Regions from separate parts of the Homo sapiens genome. Here region 2 is linked to region 1. Evidence: chromatin loops called from intact Hi-C (ENCODE). Cell type or tissue: heart right ventricle. All regions are shown on one strand. Links, peaks and the distances in the headings refer to the core of each region. The heading gives the core; the rest is flanking DNA.

Region 1 (8,013 bases), core at 2,078-7,077:
TAATTTAGTACCAACTATGGGCTAGGCGCTATTCTAAGCACTTTTAAAAGTGCTTTTATAAATTAGGTATACTATAAATTGCATTTTATAGTTGAGGAAACTGAGGCACAGAGGAGTTATGTACTCCAAGCTAGCAAGTGGTGGAGATGGTCTGGTTCCAGGACCTGCACTTCTACCCAACTTCTGCTCTTCACTTCCTTCCCACACTTCACTGAAGCTCAGAGAGTGAAGGGGACTTGCCCAAAGTCACACAGCAATTTACACAATGATCTCTGATCATTAAGCCATTGGAAGAGCCAGATTAAGGGCAAATAGAAGCCAAAGGTTAAAATGTCTTGGCCTCTCCCATTCTACATCCTCCCTCCACCCCCTGTTCCCATGGGCTATTTACTAAAAGCAGAGAGGCCTAGGGTGCGGTCTCATGGGGAAGTGCCAAGGCCAGGCGGGCCCTGCGGTGGTCAGCCCTCCTCTGAATGAAGCCTGGCTTCTTCGTCTACCCTCCCAGGCAGCAGCAGCACAATCAGTGGGGTGGAAGTGCCCAGGGTGGAAATGGGAGCAGGGCTGGAGCAGGAAAATAGAAAGAAAACAGGGCAGTGGCCAGGATTAGGGCAAAAGGATAGGGTGGAGGGGGAAAGACATGACCAATATGTTTTAAATGTCCACTGTGCGTGCCTAACACAGTGCTAAGCACTTTCCCTTACATCCTGAGATGAAGGTCCCATTATTACCCCATTTACGCAGGAGGAAACTGAGGCTCAGAAGGTTGAGTTATCCTGTGTGTCTACTGTGAAACGTGTCCTCTTTCCACTGAAGAAAGGGAAGGAATGACAGCAGAGTAGGAGAGGAAGGAGGAAAGAGGAAGAGAGCCAGATTCGGGAGAAAGGAGAAGAAAGTGAGTATGGGGCCTTGGCGCTCTGCCCCAGCAAGGGCAATGGGCCCAGAGTCATCCTCATCTCCCAGAAGGCTCACTGGGGAAATGTTTATGAGAAACCTCAACATTCAGAAGGGGCATGACCTTCCAGCTGGCTGTCCCGTGACTGCTGCTGGCTATAAACAGCCTGCTTATTAACCCCAGGAACCTGGCTCCTCTGCCACTTAAGGGATCGCCTGGAATGGGTGGGTTTGGAGAGCAGGAGGGTGCCTCGCCAAGAATTTGCAGACCAGGAGGAGTGGCTGCTAGGAACTAGATGATTTGTAGAGAGCTGGGCCAAAGGGGGCCCCCTCTGCTCCCACCCCTTGCAGAGTTGCTCAAGACGACATAGTGAGTTAATGTGCCCTAAAAGCCCTTAACCCAGACTTGACCACTTTAAGGGAATTACAAAGCTTGACTCATCTCATTATTTTCCCTAATGACCCATGTCATTAAAGCACTGTGGTGACATCAAATGAATTAATGGTCATAAAGGCATTTGGTAAACTGAACACCCCTGCATACCTGAGACCTTGTTTCTAGTCCAGTCCCCACCCCTATTGATCACTTAGGACAAACTCACATAGTGAGACAAACACAGAGTCACCCACCACAAGCTTACTGCCACTTACCTCCTTAGGTCGCTCAGCCACACTAAGTCCCAGCTGTGAAAGAAAGACCTTGGAGGTTATAATAGTACTGACCTACTGGGGTTGCTGAAAGGATTAACCGAGATACTTCCTATGAAGTTAGCACAGTGCCTGCACCTTTGTGTGCTCAGTCAGTGTTAGCCACATCCATGCTGTGGGTCCCATGAGAAATTCTATAAACTCCACCACCGCCACCACCACAGTAATGCTCTTAAAAATGACCTCAAATTGGAAGTTTTTTGAATGGAGAACAAGAGAGGAGGCAGGTATTTGCTGGAGCTGGACTGGGAAGAAGTAGATTTCATACACAGCTTGAAGGACTGGAAAGAGAACACTGAGAATATCACTGTGGAATTTCTGGGAAAGGAAGGGAATGTCTAAATACAAGAAATTGATGAAATGCTTTTGGATGTTTACAACTCAAAAAAGAACAGAAAGTCTCCATCTCATTCAAGGGCAGTGGTGGGACATGGCGACTTTTCAAGGACACAGGAGCTAGTGGCTGTAAGTGAAAGGTGTTGACAACCAGCTGAGCTCACAGGACTCATCCTGCTGGCTGCTGTCTCTGCAGCGTTGCTGAGTGCAGTGGATCCTTTTTCCACCTTGCATTCCAGAAACTTCTCCCAGTGTTCCCAGTAACAGTGTCCTACCTAGAGTCTAGGAATGTATTCCTGTCTATTCCATTGCTTCCTCTTCCCATTGAATCTTTCTTTTTAAAAATATTTTGAGAATTTTTATTCACATAAGTAACAGATGATTACATTTTTCTTATAAAATTAAAACCTGACAACTATGCTAAAACCCCATTTAACCCCTTCTGCTCTTCATGTTTGTCCCAACTCCTCCCCTTTATCACAATTAGCATGGATTTAGCTTTCCAGAATTTTCTCTATGCCTACACATACATCATTTAAAATATATATGTGACAGGATTGTTTGGCTTTTCTTCTTTTTTCATAAGTAATGTTTTATACATTATTATTGCACTACATGTTGTTTTTCTCATCCACTGTATGTTCTGAAGATCTGTCCATGTCAATACCTTTGATCTACTTAATTGGTAACTATTGCACAATGTGGATGTTTAATGGTTTATTTGCCTGCTCCTCCCTGACCCAGGCTTTCACCAAGACAGACAATGCTGCTGTGAACTTTCATACGCTCTCTTGTGCACGTGTGATTTTGTTTCTCTGGGATAGAAACCTGGCTGTGGAATTGCAGGTTATCAGGGTCTAACATGCCTTGCTGAATCTTAAGTGTAGGTTTTTCCCTGGCCAGCTCCCTTGGTCATTTCTTCTTCTTTTTATTTATTTTTTATTTTTTTGAGACAGAGTCTCGTTCTGTCACCCAGGTTGGAATGCAATGGCGCAATCTTGGCTCACTGTCTCTTGGGTTCAAGTGATTCTCCTGCCTCAGCCTCCTGAGTAGGTGGGATTACAGACACCTGCCACTACACCCAGCTAATTTTTGTATTTTTAGTAGAGACGGGGTTTCACCACGTTGATCAGGCTGGTCTTGAACTCCTGACCTCAGGTGATCCACCGCCTCGGCCTCCTAAAGTGCTGGGATTACAGGTGTGAGCCACTGCACCCAGCCTTCTTCTTTTTTTAAATTTTATTTTATTCTATATAGAGAGGGTCTTACTATGTTGACCAGGCTGGTCTTGAACTCCTGGCCTCAAGCAGCCCTCCCATCTTGGCCTCCCAAAGTGCTAGGATTACAGGCGTGAGACACCACACCCGGCCCTGGGTTTCTTCTGATTCTCAGGTACTATGTCTAAATCACCAGCTTCCTGTTTCTAACTCTCCTCTAAACATCTCCACTCAAAGGTCCCTGTGGTCCTTCCAGCTCATAAAAGAAAAGTGAACTCGCCTCTCCCTTCTGTCCAGCCCCTCTCCTGGTGTACACACTCACATTCTCCTGGTTGCCCAAACATGAAAATCTTAATCACAATTCTTTCCTCTTTCCCCAGCATCTAATAAGATCTTGTGGATTTTATCTCTGTAATGTCTTCTGGTTCTCATTCCTTCGCTAGTTATCTTTGGCCAGGACTATTTTAACAAGCCCCTAACTAGTCTCCTTGTTCTCTTAGGCAATGCACCAAATTAATCCTCATAAAGCACACATGATGTCATTATCTTCAGTTGGTTTCACCTGAATACAAAATACAGCGGGATCTCCTTGCCTTGCTACTCACAGTCTTCACCACTCTGACTCAGTTTTCTTTCTCTAGTTTTGATCTCTTCAGATTCCTCCTTTTTCACACCCCAGGCACGCTGATCCCCTTGCCATTCCCAGACGTGCCTGTATTTCTTGCCTCTAAGGCTTCGTTTCTGTGTTTCCTCTCTTAGAAGTCTCTCTCCCAGCCCTGCCTGTTGAAAGTCTACCAACCCTTGTAGGGCCTCCTGAATTCACATTAAGGACGCGCGTTCCAGTGTTGTGCCACGGTAGCTGGTTTCTTAACCTCTCTGACCATCAGTTTTCTTCTCTGTAAAAAAGGGTAGGATACCTTCCAGGTCTATGGGGATTTGTTTGTTGGTTTGTTTGTTGGTTGGTTGGTTTGTTTTTAAGAGACAGGGCCCTGCTATGTTGCCCAGGCTGGTTGCAAACTCCTGGGCTTAAGCAATCCTCTTGTTTTGGCCTCCCAAAGTGCTGGGATTACAGGCATAAACCACGGTGCCTGGCCTGTGGGGAAGTTTTAATGAGATTATGCAGGTAAAGCACTTAGCACAGTGCCATGCACAGAGTAAAGGCTAAATACACCTTACCTCTTATTGTCAGCATACCCCTTCCATAAAACTGTGCCCAGCCTCACTATCGAAGTGAATTTCCTACCTTCCTGGGCTCTCCTGTCTGTTACAGTGGGCACTTGGTTATTTAGGTGTGTCTGTCCTCACACCTGATAATGACCCCCTGAGGGGCAGGGATTGTCTTCTTTATTTCTGCATGCCTCATAGTGTCCCCAGCACAGCACCTGGACTTGAACTGAATGTAGGCAGAATGTTGTACTGCTGTCAATTTATTTGGAAATACAGAAGAGCGCCTGATAATGAAATCATCAGCTTTGCCTCCAAAAAATGAGGCTAATACTAATGCTACTACCTGCTCACAAGGTTGGGGTAAGCTTATGTATGTGAGATAACTTTCTAAATCGTTTTTTTTTTTTTTTTTTTTTTTTGAGAGAGAGGGTTTTGCTCTGTCACCCAGGCTGGAGTGCAGTAGTGTGATTATAGCTTTGTGTAACCTCAAACTCCTAGGCTTGAGCTGTCCTCCTGCCTCACCCTCCCAAAGCGCTGGGATTACAGGCATGAGCCACTGCACCCAGCCTCTTTTTCTTTATCCTAAATCTTAGCCTGTCTTCCCATGGTTGCCTGCTTCCCCCTTGTGGTTAAAATTCCAATCATGTATTAAAATCAGTCAATAGAAATAATCTAGCTGATAGAGGTTTATCTCAGCATTGTTTATATTACTGAAAAATCAAATACAAACCAGGCCCCCACATAGGAGTTTGGCTAGATTATGGTACAGCTACACAGGGGAATATTATTGAGCCATTTGAATATAATGAAATAGATGTCTATGATGTACTGCTAAGCAAAAATATATAAACGTATATACTACACTCCATTTTTCTAAATATCTATACAAATGTGAAAGGATAATACACTAAATGTTAATAGTGTTCAAGGGAAATTCAGTTGATATGAGTTTTTAACAATGAGCATGTATTGCTATTAAAGAAATTTAACTCCTTTAGTTTTGAGAGAACCTATCAATCAAACAAGAAACCCATTAGTTAACCGTTATGCCAGGCCCATCTGAATTGACAGGCAGCATCGACCATCATTTATCTGCTCCTTGTGCCTGCTCTCTGCAGAGGGTCTTGTATGGGGAGAAGGTGGAGTATACAGAGGATAAAGGATCCCGGGCTGGAGTTCTAGGAGCATCTGAGAAGTGGGATGATGGGGGCTATGTATCCACTGCTCTTGGCCAGGCTGATTTTCATCCTGAATTTGACCCTTTGTCCTAGCCCCAATCAGACTCGCAGCCTAAACAAAACCCTAGAACCATCACAGGCCTAACTGGAGACCTGAAGGGTAAAAACCGGCCTCTGCCATCCATGGCTCACAGTTGAGACTAGGAGAAGGACAAGAGTGTGACGAGCACAGATGTGGTAGCTGTTGAAGACTAGGGGCACTGTTGGAGCTCATAGAAAGCATGTCTTGGGTCAGGGGGTAAGGAATGTTCTTGGAGGAGTTGACAAGTAAGTTGGATATACATTCGTTCAGTGTCTACTCAGCCTTTCTCAAAGATTTAGCAACCAAGGGTCACTTTGTGGACATCCAGTGCATATACAGACTATACATTTTAAGTTTCTAATTAATCATAACTTAAAATTTAAATTATAAAAAGGTACTTACATATCAGCGAAGGAGGTGATATTGTTTTCAAGCTTGAATCAGGATGTGTATATCTGGCTTAATGAAGGACAAATTACTTCCACTTCTAGTTGTTTTCTTTTCATTTTTTTCCCCACTATTTTAGAAAGGCTAAGCTCAAAACTGTAGGTCATCAGACACTGTGGAGAACAGTATGATGGTTCCTCAAAAAATCAGAATGACCATATGATCCAGCAATCCCACTTCTAGGTATATACCCAAAATAATGAAAAGCAATGATCCAGGCATGGTGGCTCACGCCTGTAATCCTAGCACCTTAGGAGGCCGAGGTGGGCAAATTGCCTGAGCTCAGGAGTTTGAGACCAGCCTAGGCAACATGACGAATCCCATCTCTATTAAAAATACAAAAAATTAGCCAGGCATGGTGGCACACGCCTGTAATCCCAGCTACTGGGGAGGCTGAGGCACGAGAATCACTTGAACCCAGGAGGCAGAGGTTGCCGTGAGCCGAGAATCACACCACTTTACTCCAGTCTGGGCAACAGAGAGAGACTCTGTGTCCAAAAAAAAAAAAAAAAGGCAAGGACTCAGATATTTGTACACTCATGTTCACAGCAACATTATTCCTAATAGCCAAGATGTGGGAACAACATGTTTATCAATGGATGAATGAACAAAATATGGTATATACATACAATGGAGTATCATTCAGCCTCAAAAAGGAATTAAATTTGGATACATGCTACAACATGAATAAACCTTGAAAACATTATGCTAATGAAATAAGCCAGTCACAAAAGGACAAATACTGCATGATTCCTCTTATATGAGGTACTGAGAATAGTCAAATTTATAGAGACAGAAAGTAGGATAGTTACCAGGGGTTGAGGGAGGGAGTAGTGGAGAGTTACTGGAGTGTAGGAAAATAAATCTGTATTAATCAGGGTTCTCCAGAGAAACAGAATTAATAGGATATATAAAAAAATTTCCTATAATGAATTGGTTCATGTGATTTGGAAGCTGAGAAGTCCCGGGAGAGCAATCTGAGTCTGAAGAACTAGGAGAGTCAATGATATCAATTCCAGTCATAGTCTGAGTCCGAGGGTAGGAGAAGACAAATGTTCCAGCTAGAAGAGTGTCAGGCAGAGAGAAGGATGAGGGCCACCCACACTGGGGAGGGCAGTCTGCCTTACTTAGTCCACTGATTCAAATTCAAATATTAGTCTCGTCCAGAAAATCCTCACAGATGCACCTAGAAATCGTGTTTAACCAAATATTTGGGCATGCTGTGACCCAGTCAAGTTGACGCATAAAACACAAAAGGCTTCTCAGTTTCTGTCTTAAAGCTAGCCAAATGCTGATGCCAAGGTCTACAATGCATGCAAAAACACAAGGAAAAGCAAACGCTAGAGTTAGTGGCACAACACATTCATGTTTTCAGTCTTCATCCCTTGGAGCCTGACCTGTTGGAGTTGGCTCCTTGCCTGGATTGAGGCTGCAGCTTGTACTAGCTGTGCTTCTGGGCAGTGGTTATACCCTGGAGCATTGCATCCAGGCTTCGAAGCTGAGGCAGTGTCCTGGTCCTGGGGTTTAGACTGAATCCATTGCCTGTCCCTCTTCTGAGTCTTCAGAATCCTCCAGAGTGGAAGAAGGACTGCAGTGGGTAACATCAAGCACATTTCTTGCTTGTGTCTTGCCTCCTTGCTGTGCCTTGTTCTGTAAGCAGACCCTGTGGGAGTAGGGAGCACAGGGGAACAGGTGAGCAGATGGCCAGCTGACCATTTGGTGTCAAATTCTCCCTCTTCATACACCACAACCTGACACAGCTTTTCTGCCTAGAATATCTGTTAACAACCTCCTCCAGTCCAAGAGGCTTTGAACCTTAGGGGTGGCAAAGTGTCCTCACCATACCCTAGCCCTGAGACCCTATGACTTTAAAGCTTATTAACTGCCTCCATTCCTACATCATCAGCAGAGGCTCAGGGCCCAGCTATTTCTGTGGACAGGTATTCACAATCCTAAAATTCTGACTGATATTGTTATCTTCAGGCTC
Region 2 (8,013 bases), core at 1,259-6,258, 160 kb before region 1:
CATTTTTAAATAGTTGAAAAAAAATTAAAATTTGGTAACGTGAAAATTGTATGAAATTCAGGTTTCAATGTGTGTAAATAAAGTTTTATTGGAACACAGCCACACTCATTCCTGCACGTCCCATCTATGGCTGTTTTTGCACTACAACAGCAGAATGGAAGAGTTGGGGCGGAGACAGTGCGGCCCACCAAGTCTAAAATATTCATTGTCTACATTGTTACAGAAAGTGTTTGTTGGCACTTGCGCTGAAGTATGGTATTTCTAGAAAACAATCTCACTTAAATAATACAGAAATAAAATTCACTCTCAGAAAAATACAGATAAAGTTTAAGTTCCATTTGACCAACCCATCAGCCCCCTCCCAACACACATGGCCATCCCCACCTTTCCTCAGAGGTTAGCGCCTTGGTGTGTTTCCTTTCAGACCTTTCTCTGCATTTATGTACCTATATGTGTATCTATAGAAAAATACAGTATTTTCATGAGTTCTTTTTTCTGTAAATGGCTTTATATTATATATATGTTTTTTAAAATTTGCATTTTTTTACTCAATAATGTGCTTTAGTGCCCTATACAGACCTACCTTTGTTCCCCCCGATCACCTGCCTTTTTTTTTCTTTTTGAACAGGGTTTCACCATGCTACCCAGGCTGGAGTACAGTGGTGCAATCCCAGCTCACTGCAGCCCCAATCTCCTGGGTTCAAGCAATCCTCCCACTTCAGCTTCCTGAGTATTGGGACCATAAGTGCACACCACCAGACCTGGATTTTTTTTTTTTTTTTTTTTTTTTGGAGCAACTGAGTCTCACTATGTTGCCCAGGCTGTTGCCCATGCTGGTCTCAAGCTCCTGGTCTCAACCTTCATTATTTTTTAAATGCTGCATTGTACTCTAAGGTTGAGCTTTACCACAGTTTATCCATTCCTTTGCCAAAGGAAATTTAGATTGTTTCAGTTTTTTGCTACTGGAAACAACACTGCAAAATGCAAGAACTAGCATTTCAAGGCTCAAATAGCTACATTTTCCTTCAAGAAAATGAAAGAATGCTATTCAATCCAAACATGTCACCTGATGTATTTTCCCTCATGTGTGTTTGTGTCCTAAGTAACCACCACAGGGCAAACCTCTCCAAATGTAGCTGTAAGATTCTTGCTCTCCTGCAGAATTTTGTCTATGTCCTAACTATTGCTTGTAGCCAGTGGAAACCCTCCCAGGTTCTGGTTGAAACAGTATTCCCTCTATAAAATCAATGACCATTCTTGGAACTAGGGAGGTAGGGTAGAAAGCAGCAGAGAATGGGACGCTGGGGAGCTTGGGTTCTCGTTATCGCTTTGCTCCTTGCTGTGTGACCTTGCACAGCCTCTTCTCATTAGGCCCCAGTTTCCCGGCCTGTTCAAGGAGGGTGTCGGGCGCCTAGAGTTCTGGCCTTCCAGGGCTTTACCATTCTCTTTTCAGTGACCAAGTCCACTGAAAAGGAGGGGAAGGGCTTTGAGAGGTGATTGCTTAGCTTCCAGCCTCACAGGCTTATGAATCTCAAGGAAAGTGCTGGGAGCTTGGCAGGCCACCACCTTGAACCCAAGTTCTAGCTGATGGTTTCCCAGGGCAGAGATTCCACAAAAAGAGTATCCACGTGTCCCAGATAACGCTCATGCAGGACCCGCCCAAGGCCCCGTTGTGCCCTTGAGCCCAAGGTCCTGGGTCTAGACTGTGAACTGTTGTACGCTCTCAGAGCGCCCTGTTCCTCTCCGTCCCCCAGCACTTATCATGGTTTGTAATTTTATGGAATTTGTGTAATTGAGTCGTGAATGTCTGTCTCTGGGCTCGTAGGCTCTGAGCTCTCCAAAAGCTGGGACCAGGTCTGCTTTGCTCATGCTTTGTCCCCAGTACCTTAGCACAGCACCTGGCACTTTGTGGGCACTAGACAAATACATGCTGTGAATGAATAGCTGATACAGGCTGGTTTCAATAGCAGAGACATGGCTCAGCCTTCTCTTCTAATCCAAGGCATCCCAAAGAGGCCAATAACGGAGGGGTAGGAAACCAAGCGGGCAGGGCACACACGGTCCAGGCAACATTATGAAATTGGAAAGGTCACTCCCTTCTCAGGTGTCAACCTTGAGGTGGGGCAGGTGGTATGGAGTGTTTGAAATAGAAGACCTTGGGAATAAACACTCATGGAAACTTTGAATTGTAGAATTCATTCATTCATTTAATTTTCATTCATCTAATAGTTATTATCTACTTTACCAAGCAATGGGAACGTAAAGAAGACAAGCATTAACCAAAATCATATAAATAAAAATATAATTACCAATTAAGATCTGTATGATCATGGAAAAAAACAGAATTTTAGGACAGACGATGGGAAGGGATGCGTAAAGGAACATCGAGATGCCGAGCGCGGTGGCTCATGCCTGTAATCCTAACACTTTGGGAGGACGAGGCGGGCAGGTAGCTTGAGCTCAGGAGTTCAAGACCAGCCTGGGCAACATGGCAAAACCCCATCTCTACCAATAAATAAAGAAACAAAAATTAAATAAATAAATAAAAAGGACAGTGGAGGGCTGGGCACAGTGACTCACACCTATAATCCCAGCACTTTGTGAGGCAAGCAGATTATTTGAGCCCCTGAGGTCAAGACCATCCTGGGCAACATGGCAAAACCTCATCTCTACAAAAAATACAAAAATTAGTTGGGTGTGGTGGCATATGCCTATAGTCCCAGCTCCTCAGGAGGCTGAGGTAGGAGGATGGTTTGAGCCCAGGAGATGGAGGTTGATCATGCCACTGCTCTCCAGACTGGGCAACAGAATGAGACTCTGTCTCACAAAAAATGAAACAGAATAAAATAAAAATAAAAAACATTGGAGGATGAATTAAAAAGGAATTTTTGAGAAGTGCTGTTTAAGGCGAAATATGCAGTAAGAGCTAGTGAGGCAACCTCTTCCAGGCTTGGAAGAACTTTCATTCCAGGCAGAGGGAATAACTTGTGCAAATGGAAGCTTTCGGTAGAATTCTGAGTGAGTTATAGAATTCTGGAATTCCAGAAAGAGGGTCTCAGAGTCATAGAATCTTGAAACAGACCCTTCAACCGGGAAATGGACTCTTAGATGGTTAGAGACTCAGAATCATCATGTATGAACACAAAAAGAATCTTAAGACATAATTCATTCTCATTCCCCTCTCTGTACATATAGAAACAAACAAAACTCAAGAGCAAGGTAATAGAACCCAGCTAGAACTAGCTCTCACCTCTTATGATGAACAGGCCAGGACTTCATCCATTAAATTAATAGTAGTAGTAATGCTTATATTTATTCTCATTATTATGTGCTAGTTGCTACTAAATGATCTGTTGTCATATCAGTGCATTCCATAACAATCTTGCAAGGTGGATACTTTTATAATACTCATTATTATAACTAAGCTAACAGAAACTCAGACAAAAAAATAAATAAATGGTTCACAGTCACTGAGCTAGAATACGGTGGACCCCAGAAGCCCAGGGACTTTTTCGTTCATTTTCTTTTAAATGTAAAGGCTGTACTGGAAAGCACTGTACTACCCTGCTTTTTCTAATTCAGCTGTTTTCGGGCCTATGCTTCTCACAGGGGCCCCTGCCATCCTACAACTCGGCCTCCCATTGCTGAGACCTCATAGTAGAAAATAATCTGTTTCATGCCAAGTCGTTAGAATCTCCTTATTTTCTCTCGTATAAAAACAAACAATCCTCAACCGTTATAGAGGAATTCCAGACACTGAGAGAGGTCTTAAGGGGACTTTTTGTGGAGGAAGGGGGTGTTCCAGGTAGTCATTTGAACAGTATCCCTTGGGGCCCCTTCCTCTAGTGAGCTTGAAGTAAGACCTGTCTCTGGGAACATACACCCTCTTCTGATGGAAGCCAGGCAGAGCTGGAACTTGCCAGCAGGTGGCAATATTTGACCATTTCCAGCTTCCTCAGAGGGCAACTGGGAGATCTTGAACTTTCTTCTCCTATAATCAGAGAAACTACAGCCCTGACAAGGGACATGAGAAAATCTGGAATCTCAGTCCATTGTTCCAGCCCATATCACAGCATCATGCCGTCTCTTTTACAGACACCTGTAGACAGGCCACTCCACAGAGGAAGGGGCCTGGGAAGTGCCAAAAAGATGATGTCATCTTCACGTGTTTCCAACCCATGTATGCTTCCTTCCAGGGTTTGTTTCCACCTGGAAGCAAGGCTGCGTGACCCCGGCTTGCTTGCAATTCCACAGCTCCTGGATGTGTAGGTTGTTTCCCTTTTGCACTTGAAAAATACAGTGTTGCTGCTGGTGGGGGAAGGTAAACTAGTACAACCACTATGGAAAACAGTATGGAGATTCCTTAAAGAACTAAAAATAGAACTACCACTTGATCCAGCAATCCCACTATGGGTATCTACTTAGAGGAAAACAAGTCATTATATGTAAAAGACACTTGCACACACGTTTCTAGCAGCACAATTCGCAATTGCAAAAATATGGAACCAGTCTAAATGTCCATCGATCAACGAGTAAATAAAGAAAATGTGGGCCAGGAATGGTGGCTCACGCCTGTAATCCCAGCACTTTGGGAGGCCAAGGCAGGCGGATCACCTGAGGTCAGGAGTTCGAGACCAGCCTGGCCAACAGGTGAAACCCTGCCTCTAATTAAAAAATACAAAAATTAGCTGGGAGTGGTGGCAGGTGCCTGTTCCCAGCTACTCAGAGGCTGAGGCAAGAGAATCACTTGAACCCGGGAGGCGGAGGTTGCAGTGAGCCAAGATTGTGCCACCGCACTCCAGCCTGGGCAACACAGCAAGACTCCATCTCAAAGAAAAAAAAAAGAAAATGTGGTATATATACACCGTGGAATACTACTCAGCCATAAAAAGGAATGAAATAATGGCATTCACAACAACCTGCATTGGAGTTGGAGACCATTATTCTAAGTGAAGCAACTCAGGAATGGAAAACCAAATATCATATGTTCTCACTTACAAGTGGGAGCTAAGCTATGAGGACATGAATACATAATAATGATATGTAATGGACTTTGGGGACTCTGGGGTGAGTGGGGAGAGATAAAAGACTACACATTAGGTACAGTGTACACTGCTTGGGTGACAGGTGCACTAAAATCTCAGAAATTACCACTAAAGAACTTATCCATGTAATGAAAAACTACTTATTCCCCAAAAACCATTGAAATAAAAAACAATTTTAAAAATACAGTGTTGGACAGTGAAACCTCGTCTCTACCAAAAAATGAAAAAAATTAGCTGGACGTGGTGGTGCACACCTGTAGTCCCAGCTACTCCGTAGGCTGAAGCATCAGGATAGCTTGAGCCCAGGAGGTTGAGGCCGAAGTGAGCTGAGATTGTGCTACTGCTCCAGCCTGGGGGACAGAATGAGACCCTGTCTCAAAAAAAAAAAAAGAATGAAAAAAAAAAAGTTGGGCATGGTGGCTCACATTATACCAATGCTGGTGTAATCCCAGCATTTTGGGAGGCTGAGGCAGGAGGATGGCTTGAGCATAGGAGACCAGCCTAGGCAAGATGGTGACACGCCATCTCTACAAAAAATACAAAAATTAGCTGGGCAGGTGGCATACACCTGTAGTCTCAGCTACTTGGGAGGCTGAGGTGAGGGGATCACCTGATCCTGGGGAGGTCAAGGCTGCAGTTGAGCCATGATCACACCACTGCAGTCCAGCCTGAGTGACAGAGTGAGACCCTGTCTCCAACAACAACAATAAAACAGTGTTGGGCCTACAGCTTCCTCTGTATTTTAGATTATTTTCTTAGGATTGATTCCTGTAAGTGATGATTAGCTCAAAGAGAATGAGCAGTATATTAGTGTTTACTCCTACTTGCTGCTGTAGCTCAGGAATTAAGGCCCTGGGCTCTGCAGTCAAGGGAATCTGGCTTTCAATCCTGCCTCAGTCACGTGGGCTGAATTTGGGCAAAGATCAAAAATTTCAGTTACTTTTATTGCAAATTAAGAATACAAATAGCCCTGACATTTGTACACTACAGCCCATTCTGTCTCCAAACATTGCTGCAGGAATTCTCCCTTCTCTCTCCTCCATCAATTTTTTTACCTTCTATATGATAACTCCCACCAGCATACAAATATGCTGTTATGTCTTCAATCTTTAAAAAAATCAAACAAAAGCCCTTCTCTTGACACCAATTCCCTTGCCAGACACTGCCTCATTCCCTTGCTGGCCTTCGCAGCAAAACTCCCAGAATAAGTAGTTTAGGCTTTTTATCTTACACCGTTCCCATCAGGCCTTTACCCCCAACATTCTGCAATTCACAGCAAGAGATAAGTTGGCTTTCACATTGCTAAACCCAATGATAGATTTGTAGACCTTGTCCTACTTTACCTAAAAGCAGCATTTGACACACCTGATCACTCCCTTATTTTTCACTTTGCTGCCACATTCTCCTGGGGTAGTTTCCTCCCATCTTACTACAATCTCCTTCCCAGTCACCTTTGCTGAATTCTTTTCTTCTCCCCAACTCTTTTATTTTATTTTTTGAGAGTCTCACTCTGTCTCTCAGGCTGGAGTGCAATGGTGCCATCTCACTGCAATCTCCACCTCCTGGGAGTGATTCTCCTGCCTCAGCCTCCCAAGTAGCTGGGATTACAGCATGCACCACCACGTCCAGCTAACTTTTTGTATTTTTAGTAGAGATGGGGTTTAACTATGTTGGTCAGGCTGGTCTTGAACTCCTGGCCTCAAGTGATCCACCCACCTCAGCCTCCCAAAGTGCTGGAATTACAGGCATGAGCCACCGGGTCCGGCCTCTCCCCAAATGGTAACATAAGAGTGTCTCAGACTCGGTCCTTAGCATCGTGGGTGATCAGCAACTATTTGGGGCTGGCGGTACAGGCAGTAAGAAGAATTTACCAAGGCAGTTGTAGGTAAAGAAAGGCAGATTTATTAGAGAAAGTATGAAAATACATTGCTGCCAGACGTGGTGGCTCATGCCTATAATCCCAGCACTTTGGGAAGCCGAGGTGGATCACGAGGTCAGGAGTTTGAGACCAGCCTGATCAACATGGTGAAAACCCATCTCTACTAAAAATACAAATATTAGCCAGGTGTGGTGGCACGCACCTGTAATCCCAGCTACTCAGGAGCCTAAGGCAGAAGAATCGCTTGAACCCGGGAGGCGGAGGTTGTGGTGAGTCGAGATAGTGCCACTGCACTACAGTCTGGGCGACAGAGTGAGACTTCATCTCAAAAGAAAAACAGAAAAGAAAAGAAAATACGTTGCAAGGGTGCAACGGGCAAGTTAGCAAAACAGAAGCTAACTGCAAGAAAACAAAATCTGGCTAAGGATTTTATAGGATGGTGCTTGTGCTGTGTGCTGAAGAGGGCTTTGTGCAGTACTGATAACATCAAGGGTGCAGGGAGCTTGCGTGCATTTTTCTATCAGGTGAGGGTCTGGCAATAGCTGGGCGCAGATAAGATTGTGAGTTATTCGCACAGGAGGGCTATGCATCCTGGGCCATGAAGAAAGGCAGACTTATAGCTTATCTGCTTTCTCTTTTTGCTTTCCCTTGGTCCTGCCAGCCTGACTCCTTTTGCCGAACTAGGACTCCATATTTAGTTCTCTTCTCCCTTAAGGATCTCATCTCTTGAACTCCAGACTTGACTAGCCAACTGCGTACTTGACATCTCCTGTTGGGTGTCTAATAGAAATGTTCAACAAACTGGTCAAAAACTGAACTCCTGATCTTTTCCCCACTTCTAATTCCCAAAATTGCTTTCCCTGCAGTCTTGCTCATTTCAGTTGATGGTAACTCCATCCTTCCAGTGGCTCAGGCCAGGATCCCTGAAGCCATTCTTGACTCTTTCTCATCTCCCACCTGATCCTTCGGAAATCATGTTCAACCTTCAAATACATCCCATCTCCAACCACTTCCCCCACCTGCATTTATACCAGCCTGTCTCTTGCCTGGATTACTGCAAAATCTCCTAGCAGATCCCCTTCTTCTACT

The links. Peaks named below come from ENCODE experiments on the same cell type or tissue, not always from the same donor. Only the 100,000 strongest peaks of a DNase experiment are listed, where the experiment ranks them.
Region 2: a loop joins it to region 1, with 8 times the contacts of the local background. A loop is called at or near these places in 40 of 110 quality-filtered maps.

The regions. Positions count from the first base shown.
Region 1 is chr5:150,999,340-151,007,352 of GRCh38, reverse strand. No RefSeq gene overlaps it. Among named protein-coding and RNA genes, the nearest start is that of GPX3, 17 kb to the left of the region's middle. In heart right ventricle, for the core only: a CTCF peak has its summit at 4,960 (motif pointing left); a DNase peak (open chromatin) is centred at 4,872; H3K27ac peaks cover 191 bases.
Region 2 is chr5:151,160,891-151,168,903 of GRCh38, reverse strand. It overlaps LOC107986463 (a long non-coding RNA gene), which reads left to right. Exons shown (of 3, transcript XR_001742936.2): 3 at 1-319. Among named protein-coding and RNA genes, the nearest start is that of ANXA6, 7.1 kb to the right of the region's middle. RefSeq lists an enhancer at 4,125-4,234. In heart right ventricle, for the core only: a CTCF peak has its summit at 3,922 (motif pointing right); a DNase peak (open chromatin) is centred at 3,923; H3K27ac peaks cover 684 bases.